Linked DNA regions of Homo sapiens: regions 2 and 3 are each linked to region 1. A link is a contact called in ENCODE Hi-C data. All regions are on one chromosome and are shown on one strand. Each heading gives the region's core, a stretch centred on a gene start or an enhancer-like site at or near the end of the contact. The rest is flanking DNA. Distances are from core to core; before and after follow the strand shown. Region 1 holds the start of SDHAF3 (succinate dehydrogenase complex assembly factor 3). Region 2 holds the start of PDK4-AS1 (PDK4 antisense RNA 1). Region 3 holds the start of BRI3 (brain protein I3).

The links. A loop is a pair of places that touch in the nucleus more often than their neighbours do. Pooled maps may share reads with other maps.
Region 2: a loop to region 1 is called in a pooled map of posterior vena cava, with 11 times the contacts of the local background. The contact joins the promoter of PDK4-AS1 here to the promoter of SDHAF3 in region 1. A Hi-C loop is called at or near these places in 1 of 168 maps with a recorded cell type or tissue (B cell), 1 of 37 single-sample maps with no recorded cell type and 9 of 50 pooled maps.
Region 3: a map of CD8-positive, alpha-beta T cell shows a loop between it and region 1 (20-fold over the local background). The contact joins the promoter of BRI3 here to the promoter of SDHAF3 in region 1. A Hi-C loop is called at or near these places in 4 of 168 maps with a recorded cell type or tissue (CD4-positive, alpha-beta T cell, CD4-positive, alpha-beta memory T cell and CD8-positive, alpha-beta T cell), 2 of 37 single-sample maps with no recorded cell type and 11 of 50 pooled maps.

The regions. Positions count from the first base shown.
Region 1 is chr7:97,115,574-97,119,829 of GRCh38, forward strand. SDHAF3 (succinate dehydrogenase complex assembly factor 3) reads left to right here and starts at 2,125. Exons shown (of 2, transcript NM_020186.3): 1 at 2,125-2,324. The coding sequence starts at 2,151. RefSeq lists enhancers at 1,783-1,862, 2,213-2,302.
Region 2 is chr7:95,594,462-95,598,717 of GRCh38, forward strand. It overlaps PDK4-AS1 (PDK4 antisense RNA 1), which reads left to right and starts at 2,218. Exons shown (of 3, transcript XR_001745287.3): 1 at 2,218-2,322. It overlaps PDK4 (pyruvate dehydrogenase kinase 4), which reads right to left and starts at 2,055. Exons shown (of 11, transcript NM_002612.4): 1 at 1,703-2,055; 2 at 562-703. The coding sequence starts at 1,832. RefSeq lists a silencer at 1,336-1,630.
Region 3 is chr7:98,279,213-98,283,468 of GRCh38, forward strand. BRI3 (brain protein I3) reads left to right here and starts at 2,474. Exons shown (of 3, transcript NM_015379.5): 1 at 2,474-2,725; 2 at 3,139-3,241. The coding sequence starts at 2,584. RefSeq lists an enhancer at 1,305-2,289 and silencers at 1,986-2,495, 2,626-2,965.

The sequences.
Region 1 (4,256 bases), core at 875-3,374:
AAGGATACTAAAATGAGTAAGTACCTGCCTTCAGTAGCTGAGTGTGTCTTGTTTTTCTTTCAGAAAGTTTTTGCACAGAAAGAAGTCTGGGGTCTGTGAGACAATCACACAAATTTCAACATTTCTGCCTCTTCTTCACCAGCAGGAATATGAGGCATCTGACACCGTTAGTGAGTTTCACACATTAATTCAACAGATATTTATTGAGTGCTTACTACAGACCTAGTGCAGGTCACTAACAAATCACAAAATCCCTGCCCCTATAGAATTTGTACTCTAGTTGGGGGATAATAAATGGAGAATAAGCACATGAGTAAATTATGTAAGTAATATAGAGAGAAACAAAGCAGAGGAGGAGCATAAGAAATTCTTGGTTTGGTGAGGTTGCAACTTCAAGCAGGGTTTCAAATAGGGTTGCCAGGGAGGGTCTCATTAGAAGGGGACCTGAAGTATGCGCTGAGTGAAATAAAAGTGTTAGCCAGGAAGATACATTTGGCAAAGCACTCCAAGTAGACGGGACAGCAAGTGCCAAGGCCTCAGTTGGGAGTGTACCTGGCTTTTTAAAATATGAACTAAGAGCTAGGAGGCCAGTGTGGCTGCAACTGGCTAACTAGGGAGAAAGCAATAGGAGAAAATTTAAACCTTTAAGGGCTAGAGACTGGGCTTTACTCTGATGAAAATCCCTGGAGGCTTTTGTTGAGCAGAGGAGTGAAATGATCCGATTTACAGTTTAGATTGTTAAAAGAAAAACTTTAAACAAGTTAAATCTAATAAAGTTTATTTGCACGAGCGCACGTGCACACACACACACGATTTATGAGGCATTCATCAGGCAGCAGCACTTAACAGGGAGAGGTTCAGAGAGCTCTACCCAGCACTGTGGGCAGGCAGTATTTATAGACAGAAAAAGGAAGTGCCCCACAGAAACAGCTTGATTGCTTACAGTTGGGCTAGTCTTATTTGGGCAGGACATTATGACGTATTTGCCTTATATGCACATAGTCTGATCAGTTGGCAGCCTGTGATTGGCTGAAGCTCAGCTACTTGTCACAAGAATATACTCTCAGTTGCAGTTAATTTACATACTAAGTTAGGTTGCAGTTCCCTACATAGCAACTCAGAGTAGGGAGGAAATTTTAGGCCAAATTTAATTTAAATTATGTTGGAGCATGACCAAAGTTGGTCATGACCAGAAGCTGAACACAGATATGGAAGCTAACACAATATCCAGTGGAGAGAGATTGTGGTAGAGTACATGGGGCGAAATGGTTGATTTCTGCATTTTTGTTGGTGACGCCATCAGGATTTGCTGAAGAACCAAACGTGTGACAGGAAAGGACAACACAAGGAGCTGCCAGCTTTGGAAACCAGTTCTACTCTCAGTATTACCTTCGCAAAAGATAGAGCTTTGTAAATTTCTAGATTCCTCGTTCTTATTATCCTAGACTATTTAACCAGAATCTCCAGGGTCGTGGTCCTGGAAACAATACGTTTAAAACTCTTCCCAAGGATCCTTCAGCAGCCAACTTGACTTTGGCTAAGGAGTCCGCCAGCTCTGGGCTCACTTGGGTTGTTTGCAAGGAAGAGCCCATGCCCAGAGTATAAATTGGGAGAACAGCGCTGTGCAAAGAGCGTGGGTTGGTGAGCTAGTGGATGGCGAGATTAATCTCACTCTGATCCCTAAAGCAGGGTGCAGTAATACTCTAAATGCCTCAAATGGGTTGGGAACCATGGAAGGAATCCCGGAGGAGCCCGATCTTAACGAAGCTTTTCTCAGGCCTTTGGTAGGAGGACAGAAACGAAGTTGAATGAAAAAGACAGTGGAGTGGGACTGAGAAATGACAACGGCCCACCACAGACCTCTCTCTTTCAAGGCCTGTGTCGTCAGGACGCAGGCCAGAAGAAGCCACGACGAGGCGCAGGCGCGACTCCACGAGGGCCACGCCCCTCCTAGAGAAGGACCGACCCGTTTTCCGCCCGCAGCGGAGCTTGGGTTTCCGGGAGGACCTGATTGTGCAAGGGACCAAACCGGATAGAGGTCGCGCGCCCTCTTTCGTCTGCCTTCCGGTTCACTAATACGCAAGTTCGCAGAAGTGCGGGAACGCGCCGTCCCTCTGCGCAGGCGCAGTCGGCGGTCGGCGTGGGGCGCTATGCCGGGGCGGCACGTTTCTCGAGTCCGGGCATTGTACAAGCGCGTCTTGCAGCTGCACCGTGTTCTGCCCCCGGACCTCAAATCCCTGGGCGACCAGTACGTGAAAGACGAATTTAGGAGACATAAGACCGTTGGTTCTGACGAGGCACAGCGTTTCTTGCAAGAATGGGAGGCAAGTGACGCTCCCTTCTCTTTGCCCAAGACCTTTGGGGTTCCTCGGTGTCCAGGTTTCTAGTTCCAGTCCCCCATGCGGGGTTAAACAGAGCAGCAACCTGTTCTGTTTGAAATAGCGTAATGCTGTTCAGGTAACACTTTCCAAAGTTTCTCCCACGGGTTTCTCACTAGAGCAGATCCTGTTACTTCAGCGTCCCCAATTCAGTTCAACTTTTGAGCTCCTGCAGATGCCAGGTGCTCAAAGGGTGAGGGTAGGAGGTCACAAAAATGAGCAAGTCGTCGTTAAGTGCTCAAAAACCTCAGGAGCTTTTTGTCCTTTTAAGTGCCTTTGCACCTAGTAAGCGCCCATTAATAAATTAATGGTTCTCTTATTAGTTTTCAAATTTAAAGGCTTATTTCCGTAATTTATTATTTAATCTCAGCGCTTTTGGTTGGGTTTAAATAATTTTCTCACTTGGCTGATACAGAAATCAGGTAACATGAAAAAGATTACAAAAGGTTGGAGATTACAAACTGTGAAGGAGAAAAATGCTGGTGGCAGTTAAGTCAGGCGAAAGTTGTTTCCTCCGGTCTCAAGTCATTGTTACTTCGCCCTGCACCATTGCGCTAAATATTAAACAGACACATGCATTAGCAATAAGTCGTTTGACTTTTTTTTTTTTTTTTTGAGTAAAGGAAAAAAGATATTCAGAGTATTTCGTGGGGCTCGGGGCCCTGCAGGATTGCCCCTAGTTTTCATTTGCAAATATAAATAAATGAATGGAATTAGAGATTGGAATGACAGCTCAGATATTTGAAAGCATGAGTTGGAGCTGATATGAAAATAGAGGTAAGCGGTTCTTCGGCCTAAATAGTTGAAGGGGAGATGACTGAAGTCGGCTTTGTAAAAAAAAATCAAAAGAATGGTTAGGGTGAACACAAACTTTGCACTGACTTCCAGAATTCTTTTTTGTATAATTATTGAAGCTTTTAAGAGCGACATTTAGAACAATCGGGAAATTTAGAACTTTCTTGAAAATCATGGTGTATTTGATGTAATTCGCTTGCCTGAAGCAGGGAAGTTGAAGCTTTTCAGACACAGAGCACTTTATTTTAATAAGGTAATTTGGTTTTGGAGCCTGAAGAACTGGATTCAGATTCAGTCTCTGACATTTTAAGTGTCAGATCACATAATTTTTCTAGTCTTATTTTCTCATCTATAAAATAATAAGTGTTTATGCATCTCAAAATTTACGTATGTAAATGTATTTACAAGCACTTGTGTATTGCTAATTGTTATGAAGCTATAAGATACTGTATTAAAGTATTTTACATCTTTTATGGTAGGTCATTTTGTGGCCGTACAGGAAGGAGAGTAGCTCTCTGTTGGGAGGAAATAAGGTTATTTTAAGAAGTCTTAAAATGTAAGCACATGGAAGCCTCTTTGGGAAAAAGTAGGAAAGAGTAGCAACTCAGAAAAAATTGATAATAGGTTGTAGGAGAGAGAGAGGGTATAAAAAAGAACTGCATAAATAAAAAATGTGTTAGTTGACCTAGTAGGCTTGGTAACTGGGATTGAGCTTTTTAAAACTTGGAATAATTTTAGACATACAGAAGAGTTAGAAAGACAGTAGAGAGTTCCCTACATCCTGTTTCCCCCTGTGTTAGCATCTTACATAATCAGGGTACAGTGATCAAAAACAAGAAATTAACATTGCTACAATGCTGTTAACTACAGACTTTATTTACAATTTGCCAGCCCTTTCACTAATGTCCTTATTCTGTTCCAGGATCCAATGGGGATTCTACAATGCATTTAGTTATTCTTTTTCCTTAATCTCCATTCTGTGACAGTTGCTCCGTCTTCCTATCTTTCATTACCTTGATACTTTTTTGAAAAGTACTAGTCTGTTACTTTGTGGAATGTATCTCAATTTGAGTTTGTCTGATG
Region 2 (4,256 bases), core at 968-3,467, 1.5 Mb before region 1:
TTCATTACACTCAAACATCCCTCTGAGGCATATACTTTAATCTCTTTAATAACAGATGGGAATAATAACTCAATGGCATAAAGAGTTTAAGACACTTGCCAAGGATTCCACAACTAGAAGTGACAGAGGCAGGATTTGAACCCAGAGCCCACTCTGTCAATCACTTTGTAAGTTACAAAGATTAGGCCTTCCCTAAATAGCAGTCATGTGAATTGGTTTCTAGGCATAGGATTTCTTTTGCAATATCAAACTCTTTTATTATTGAAAGTGCTCTTCTATAATTGAAAATTAAAATTGCATGCCAATTTTTTTCAAATTTTTCCTAGAACTCAAAATTTTATTATAAAGTAATCTACTTTTTCAGGGTAAAAATGTCTGTTTATAGTTTTATAACTTCTCTAATGATAACTTACCCTAAATTAATTTTAAAATTCTTACATCTTTCAAAAGTAGTTACCATTCAGATCACCTGTTTTCCAATTATGATGTTAACATAGTATAAGAATTCATACCCGGGTAACTGTTTCAAAACTAGAGACTTCAATATGGTTCACCACTTACCAGCTTTTAACCAATTGCACTGAAGAGGTATTTACTAATTGGGTCGGGAGGATATCAATTTCCTTCAGAATGTTGGCGAGTCTCACAGGCAATTCTTGTCGCAAAAATGCAAAAGAAGTTCTTTCACATGCATTTTCTGAACCTATAATAAATGAAATCAATTTAGTTTTGAGAAAAAGTGTGTCTAAATGATATATCTAAATAGCATTAACTATCAAATATTGAACACACATATATTATAAAATTATATTTCACTCTCAGTTGGGTTACTGTTAATCGATAATTCAGGGGCGATTGTCTCCTTAATTGACTAATTCCCTTCGTCCTTTCGTCTTTCCTTCTTTCTTTTAAAAAGTGACAGATATAGGAGAATTATTGTCTTCTCTTTTTGAAGAGGATTCACTTCCAAGAAGTAAGAATATCCCACAGTTCTTAGAATTTATAAAAGACTGCAGGATTCGGTCACACCACAATGTCAACAACACAACATCCTTTAATGAGTGGGGACATGGAATTGGAGTTGGGGGATAAGAGGCTGGAGGGGGAGCTGTGATATTTCCAGAGTAGTGATATCACATTTAAACCCTTGAAATCTTCCTTATAAGATTACTGCAACAAATGTGTAAATATTTTCAGCAACAATGCAAATATATGGAAAACTATAATGATAAAGAGACAAAGAAATCTGTCAGGAATGCAGAGAGATGTACCCTGTGGAAGGATGCCAGGTGGCTAAGGAATAAAATCTGTTAATTTGAGGCTATTTAATACTATTCAGAAACTTCTCCAAGCAGTACTATGCTGTGAAGGAGAGGATAAAGTTTCCAGTCCATTGTTAAACGGTGACCGAAAGCAAAAAGTATTTTGACTGGAAGAGCGGGTCAGAAAGAAGAGTGTGCAGATGAAGTCAAACCATCCAGCGTCGGCAGGCTTGCAGGTGGCCTTGACCTGGAGGCACCCCTGTCAGAAAGTAACCAAATCTAGGAAAAGGAAAGGTGTGCTGGCGTCGAGGCTCCAGGGCTCAGCAGCAAAGTGAACCCCAGTTGTTTTAGCTTGAGCCTAGCCCTCCCTCTACCAAGGCTGAAAGTTAAGGCAGTTCCCCAACCCTAGGACCCAGCTTGGGCCCTGTGTCCCCTCTCACCAAAGTCCAGTAGCTGCTTCATGGACAGCGGGGACGGGCTGTAGCGCGAGAAATGCTCCACCTCTCGGGGCACCAGGCCGGCGCCGTTGAGCGAGCCAGCGCTGCGCAGCACGAAGCGGGCCGCCTTCATCTTGACGCCCACCCGGCCTGGCGGGGACTGTGGCTGGCTTGAGGGGCGAAGGCTGCTCGGAGCAGAGCCTGGTTCCGAGGGGGCGCGGCGCGTCCGGGCGAGGACTGCAGGTGCGCTGGCTGGCTTGTGCGCCCCGGCCTGGGCTGGGGTTTGAGGGTGCCGCGGAGTGAAGAGTCTGGGCAGAGTCGGAGATGCAGTGGTTCGAGATTCAAGTTCAAGTCTTCCCACCAGCCGCCGCCGCCCGAGGTTTTATTTGTCTCCCCGCACTCTCCCCCCGAGTCCCAAACAGGAGGAGTCACTGGAACTTGGAAACGCGTCCTGAACTCCAGGTCGCGCCAATCAGATCAGAGAAAGAACTATGGGCTCCGCCCCTCCAGCCGCGGTCATCACAGAATGGCCTGGCACGGTGACCACGGAGTGCCCTGGCACCGGTGCCCGCGGCTGTGACGGAAAAAGGGTGGGAAGAACAGGGAAGAGGAAGCAGAAACAGGTATCTGGGGCAACGTGGGCTTAAGATTAGCCTCTTGGGACGGGGCTCCGAGTCGCGTGGGCTGGGGTCCCGCCCAGGCTCGCCCTTGTTTACAACTCGGAGGCTGTCTCAATGTCAAGTACTCCTGGCCACAAACTGTTTCCAAGAGTTTGGACTCCGCGTGCTCATTGGTCCTTGCTCAGAGCAGGGCTTTTACAGTAGCCAACAAGCTGCGTTCAAAAGTATGGGCTTCTCTGCCACTGGACAGAGAGAAAGGAATAAACAACCTAAAGACCTGCGCCCCCACCCCCACCGCCCCCTTTTCTTCAGAAGAGACCGGCACATGGCAGGAACTGTACGTTCCTTTTGCTGAGACTTGAGGGGCTGCCCAGATACATTTACTTTTTCCTGTGGTAATAAAAGGCCATCAATTCGTTCTTCTCCGGCAACACATTCTTTCCGTTAGGTTTAGTTCTGTTAATTAAAAACAAAATTAAAAAGGGATCAATTTGTCAGTTTGCCTTACCTTTTGCGGTGATCAGAGAATTTGTTCACTCTGCCCTGTACGAAATGTCCTTACTCCAAATCTTTACCTAAGACATTCCATTCTACCCTCAAATGTCTGGCACAAGCTGTCTGCTGCAAAAGGTCTTCCTTGATTACTTCTCCTCACTTCTTCCAAATAAGGCCTTGGTCTTTCATGGTACTATTCTATAGCTATTTATGTTTTTATATTATCCCTCTCTGACTCCCCCCTTTCCTGAAAGAGATCAGGGTAGGGACCCTGTCTGATGCAGCTTTGTGATTCCTACTTTTTCACTACTCAATATTTATTAAATTAATGACAGTGGTTGAGACACATTACCCTGTCATACTAACCTCCTTTTCCTCTCCCGACACTCTAAAAGGACTAGGGAATGAAGCCACCGTGTTTGGGAAAGTTGGGAGTAAGAGAGTTGGTTACAAATGTAATAGAATGGGAATTTATGAGGTGTTAAAAATGATAGTTTGTTATAAAAAACCTTTTTGGCCTCCTCCCCCTGCGTTTATTTTATTTTAATTAATTAATTAATTACTTTATTTATTGAGACAGAGTCACACTGTCTCCCAGGCTGGAGTGCAGTGGTGCCATCTCGGCTCACTGCAACCTCGGCCTCCCAGGTTCAAGCGATTCTGCTGCCTCAGTCTTCTGAGTAGCTGGGATCACAGGCACACGCCACCACACTCAGCTAATTTTTTCTATTTTTGGTGAAGATGGGGTTTCTCCATGTTGGCCAGGCTGGTCTCAAACTCCTGACCTCAAGTGATCCACCCACCTCGGTCTCCCATAGTGCTGGGATTACAGGAGTGAGCCATTGCGCCCAGCCTGCCCTGCATTTATAAGCAGAACGGGCAACTCTGAAAGTCATGAGTGATCCTAGGCTCTGCTGTCATCCTTTGCCCTCTTCGTCTAGGAGACTGCATTAAATCACAGGACAGATTTCCAATTCTATCTCTAGCACAAACTTTCTTCCAAGAGCCAGATTCTCCTATTCAATTGCCTATTTGGTTTCTCCATTTGGATGTCTAATAGGTATCAATTTTGCTTCTCTAAAATCAACACCATTATGAGGGATCTGAAACAGTCCTGGCAAACCCTGTGTCAGTTATGTGGCCTGTTTGGAGGCACCATATTAGCTCTCCTACTATTTCTCCCATTGTCTATACATTACCTATAGATGGTCGAGAATTTGAGACTTCCTGTTATGACCAAATATTTTTTTCAGACCTTTGAGAAACAGCTATGTGAAGACATGCAATATTTATGATCTTCCAATGAAGAGGATGGGGCCTGGGTTCTTAGAGAATATTCAAGGATGATCCAAGTATAGACTCTAGCAGTTGCACTTGAGTGGGACAGAAAAACAAAAAAACCAAAAACACAACAGCTCAAGCACTTATCTTAAGCTGAAACA
Region 3 (4,256 bases), core at 1,224-3,723, 1.2 Mb after region 1:
CTCAGCAGTTTGCAAGGCTGGGAGGAGAATCCAGGTGGCCCCTGTTGACCAAGTGTTAGGAGGGTTGACGTGAGCCACATCTCTTCATGGTTGATGAGGCACGAGGCTGCACCCCAGTATTCTCTGGCCAGGGGCTGTCACCCTGTGGTGCCCGGACAGCTGCCCCCAGGAACAATGGCCTCCTCACTGCCTACCAGAGCCTCTACTGGCTCCAAAGCCCTTGGCCACTCCTGGCCAGTCTCCACTCTTTTTTTTTTTTTTTTTTTTGAGATGGAATCTCACTCTGTCATCCAGGCTGGAGTGCAATGGCACGATCTTGGCTCACTGTAACCTCCGCCTCCCAGGTTCATGTGATCCTCGTGCCTCAGCCTCCAGAGTAGCTGGGATTACAGGTACCCCCCACCATGGCCAGCCAATTTTTGTATTTTTAGTAGAGACGGGGTTTCACCATGTTGGCCAGCTGGTCTCGAACTCCTGACCTCAAGTGATCCACCCACCTCACCCTCCCAAAGTGCTGGGATTACAGGCATGAGCCACCACGCCCGGCCCAGTCTTCACTCTTGATCTGGCTGTTCATCAGTGCCAGGGGCCACCCCTCAGTTCCCTAGTGTACCTGGACCACCCCTCAGTTCCTTTTTCGAGGACTGTGGGTACGATGACTAGGACAGCAGGTACAAGATCGATGGGAATGGGCTTCGAAGAGCTGGTCTTGTGATAAAGAAATATGATGGTCAGGTGGGCTTGGTGGCTCATGCCTATAATCCCAGCACCTTGTGAGGCTGAGTGAGGAGGATCACTTGAGCCCAGGAGTTTGAGACCAGCCTGGGAAACATAGCAACACCCCATCTCTACAAAATATAAAAAAAAATTAGCTGGGCACTGTGGCGTGCACCTGTAGTCCCCAGCTACTTAGGAAGCTGAGATGGGAGGATCACTTGAGCCCCGGAGGTCGACGTTGCAGTGAGCCAGGGTTGCATCACTGCACTCCAGCCTGGGCCACAGAGTGAGACTCTGTTAAAAAAAAAAAAAAAAAAGATATATATATATATATATATATATATATGTATGTGTGTGTATATATACATGTGAATGATGATCCCTTATTAAAAAATAAAAATAAGGCCGGGTGCAGGGGCTGACATCTGTAATTCCAGCACTTTGGGAGGCTGATGCAAAAGGATTGGTTGAGGCCAGCAGTTTGAGACTGGCCTGGGCACATAGCAAGATCCCATACAAAAATTTTTAAAAATTAGCTGGGCATGGTGGCGTGTGCCTGTGGTCCCCAGCTACTGAGGAGGCTGAGGTGGGAGGATGGCTTGGGCCCAGGAGGTCGAGACTGCATTGAGCAATGACTGTGTCACTCTACTGCAGCCTGGGTGACAGAGCAAGAGAGCCCCCCCAGCACCCCCTACAAATTTTTTTTTTAAAAATTAAAAAGGCGCGGTTCGAGAAGAGCTGTAGTCGTCCCAGAGCTACAGTGCAGGTGATATCAAAATGCAGGTGAGAAAACTGGAGACAGAATACAGTAACGGATACAGGTGCCCCTGAAAAGGTGCAGAGGCGCTAAGGACGCAAGCAATCCTGAACGTTCCAATCGTTCGTTTTAAAGTTGTCCTGGCCAACCCGTGAAGCCTTGTATGAGGAAATGTTTCAACGAGGGCGCCTGACGCAGTCCCCGAGGCCAGAAAACACCCAGGTTTAGATACGGGCTCTGACCCGCACCTGCCACAGCCAAATCCCTCCCCCTTCTGAGCCCGATCCCGTGTTGTCCTCCAGGGGTAAGCAAAACACCTGGCAGGGCTGCCTGAAGATTAGGGAAACTGAGGAGACGCGGCAGGTGCCCAGTATTTATAGTTTTGTCCCCAAACGGGGGAGTTATTTGTAAGCACTGGCTACTACCCCCGTCAATCACCTAATTGTCCAAAAAAAGGCAAACGGAGGGAATGCGCCGCAGCTGAGCACCGCGCAGGCCGCAGCTGAGGTGCACACCCGGGTGTGCCCTTTGTATTGCTGGAAGCGCTGGCGATCATAGGGGCAGAGGGCTGGCGTTGGGGCGGCCTGGGACCCACCCGGCCCCGCCCCCTCTCAGGCCCCGCCCTCCCCCTCCTCCACCGGTAGGGGGACCTCGGCCGGCCTGGGAGATCGGGGCGTAGGGGGAGGTGGGGGTGCATCCGCGAGCCCTAAAGGTCATGACCCTATGGGGCGTCTCTGGGTCGTCGTGGGGGATGGGCGGGGGGGGGGGTCTCCCCGCCACGGGAGGTCTAGAGAGCAGCGGCGGCGGGGCGGGGCGGAGTGCAGAGGCGCCGCCGGCGGGGCGGCTTCGGGAGGGCGCGGCCCCTTTAAGACGCCCCGCCGGCCCCGCCCCCGAGCCCCGCCTCCCGCCGCCCACGTGACCCCGGTCTTGTGACTGGGCCCGGGAGGGCGGGGGAAGCCCGCGGCTCGCGCCCGCCCCGCCCCGCCCCGCGTCTGCCTCAGAGGGGCCCGAGCCACCCGGTCCGCCGCGTCCCCGCCGCCGCCGCCGCGTCCCCCGCCGGGGCCGACCGAGCCGAGCCGGGCCGGAGCGGCGGGCGCGGCCGGGCCGCCATGGACCACAAGCCGCTGCTGCAGGAGCGGCCGCCCGCCTACAACCTGGAGGCCGGCCAGGGCGACTACGCGTGCGGCCCGCACGGCTACGGCGCCATCCCCGCCGCGCCCCCGCCGCCGCCCTACCCCTACCTCGTCACAGGTGGGCCCGTAACCAACTTTCCCCGCCGGCGGCTTCCGAGGTGGCAAGCCCGGTCGGGGGACGTGGGTCCGGAGGCGGGTGGGGCCCGCCCGGGGGTCCTTCCTGGAGCTGGAGGTCCCCGGGCTGGCTTCGGGACCCGGCGCCGCCGAGGGCCAGCCTCCCCCCCGGGGCTCTAGTCCTCGGGCCCGTCGTAACCCGGCGGGGCCGGATCCCTGCCCCAGATGAACTTTGTGTCACGAGGCGCTCGCTGTTGGCAGATTAGCGCCGAATCAGGCCCGCGGTGGCCGTCCCGAGGGTGGAAAAGACCGGGGGCTTTTTTAGCGGGGTGGAGGTTGAGGGGACAGGATGAGTAGTCCCCGTGGCGGTCCGATTTCTCCTCCCTGCACCCTAATGACCTGCTTTCCCGCCCACAGGGATACCCACCCACCATCCCAGGGTCTACAACATCCACAGCCGGACCGTCACCCGCTATCCTGCCAACTCTATCGTGGTCGTAGGAGGCTGTCCTGTCTGCAGGTGAGTGGGTCTGCAGCCTGGGGACTGGCCCTGGAAGCTCTGAGGACCCCCGCCCTAACCCCCAGGACCTCACAGCTCTGCTTGTGGGAGTGGGTCCGGCTTGACTTGGATCTTGACCAGAGCCCTTTATGGGAGGGACAGACAGGCTGCCCGAATGCGGTGTGGGAGAGTGCGGGTCCGCTCACCCTTGGCTCTGAACACATTTTGTGGGGGCAAAAGGGTGGATTCCTTTTCCTAGATCTTGGGGCATTGCACCCCAAGTGATTGGGATGTAGAAATGGTAACAACGGGACTCGTGGTCCTTTCGTCTTTGTTCTGGGACTTGCAAGGAATCAGGTGTCTGCTTTTTCCTTCACTTTCCGCAAGTTTACTCTGCAGTTGATCGTCGAAGGTGGTGGAAGGTTTCATTTTCCCGGAAGGGGCATTTGGAAGTAAGTGCACCAGCAGGACAGACCTCAGTGGGAGAAGCGACGGCCGTAAGAGCTGCTTTATCCAAAGTTGGCTTGAAACGCTCTTCCACGAGCTGGACCAGGATGGAAACCCCGTGTTTCTTTGAGGCAGGAGTTATTTTTTTCATATCCTCGCATTGGACCTGCACACGCTTTTTGGTTTTTATAGGGCCCCGAGGTGCAGCTAGAGGCTTGTTTTGTGGAGGTTTTGAGGATTCACATTTAAATAAGGATTAATTAAATATAAACCCTTGGCAGCTGGGGGTGTTCAGATTGCTTAGAAAGTAGGGGCAGAGTTGGCCGGGACAGGGTTTTCAGCTGTGTCTCGGAGGAGGAAGTTGAAGCCACTGAGATGGAATTAAGAAACCCTGGTTTGGACTTAGACTTGATTTCAAAAGTGTGTGTGTAAGGCCTAGAGTGGAGTCACGGGGAAGTGAGTGATTTCAGAGCCTTAGCAGGCAACTTCCTGGGAAGGAAGGGCAACCTAGAGGTGGGGACAAGAGGCTGGGACCTCGGGGGCAGGTTGTGGCTGCTTGCCTGCACAGGGACCCCGTGACAAACCCTAA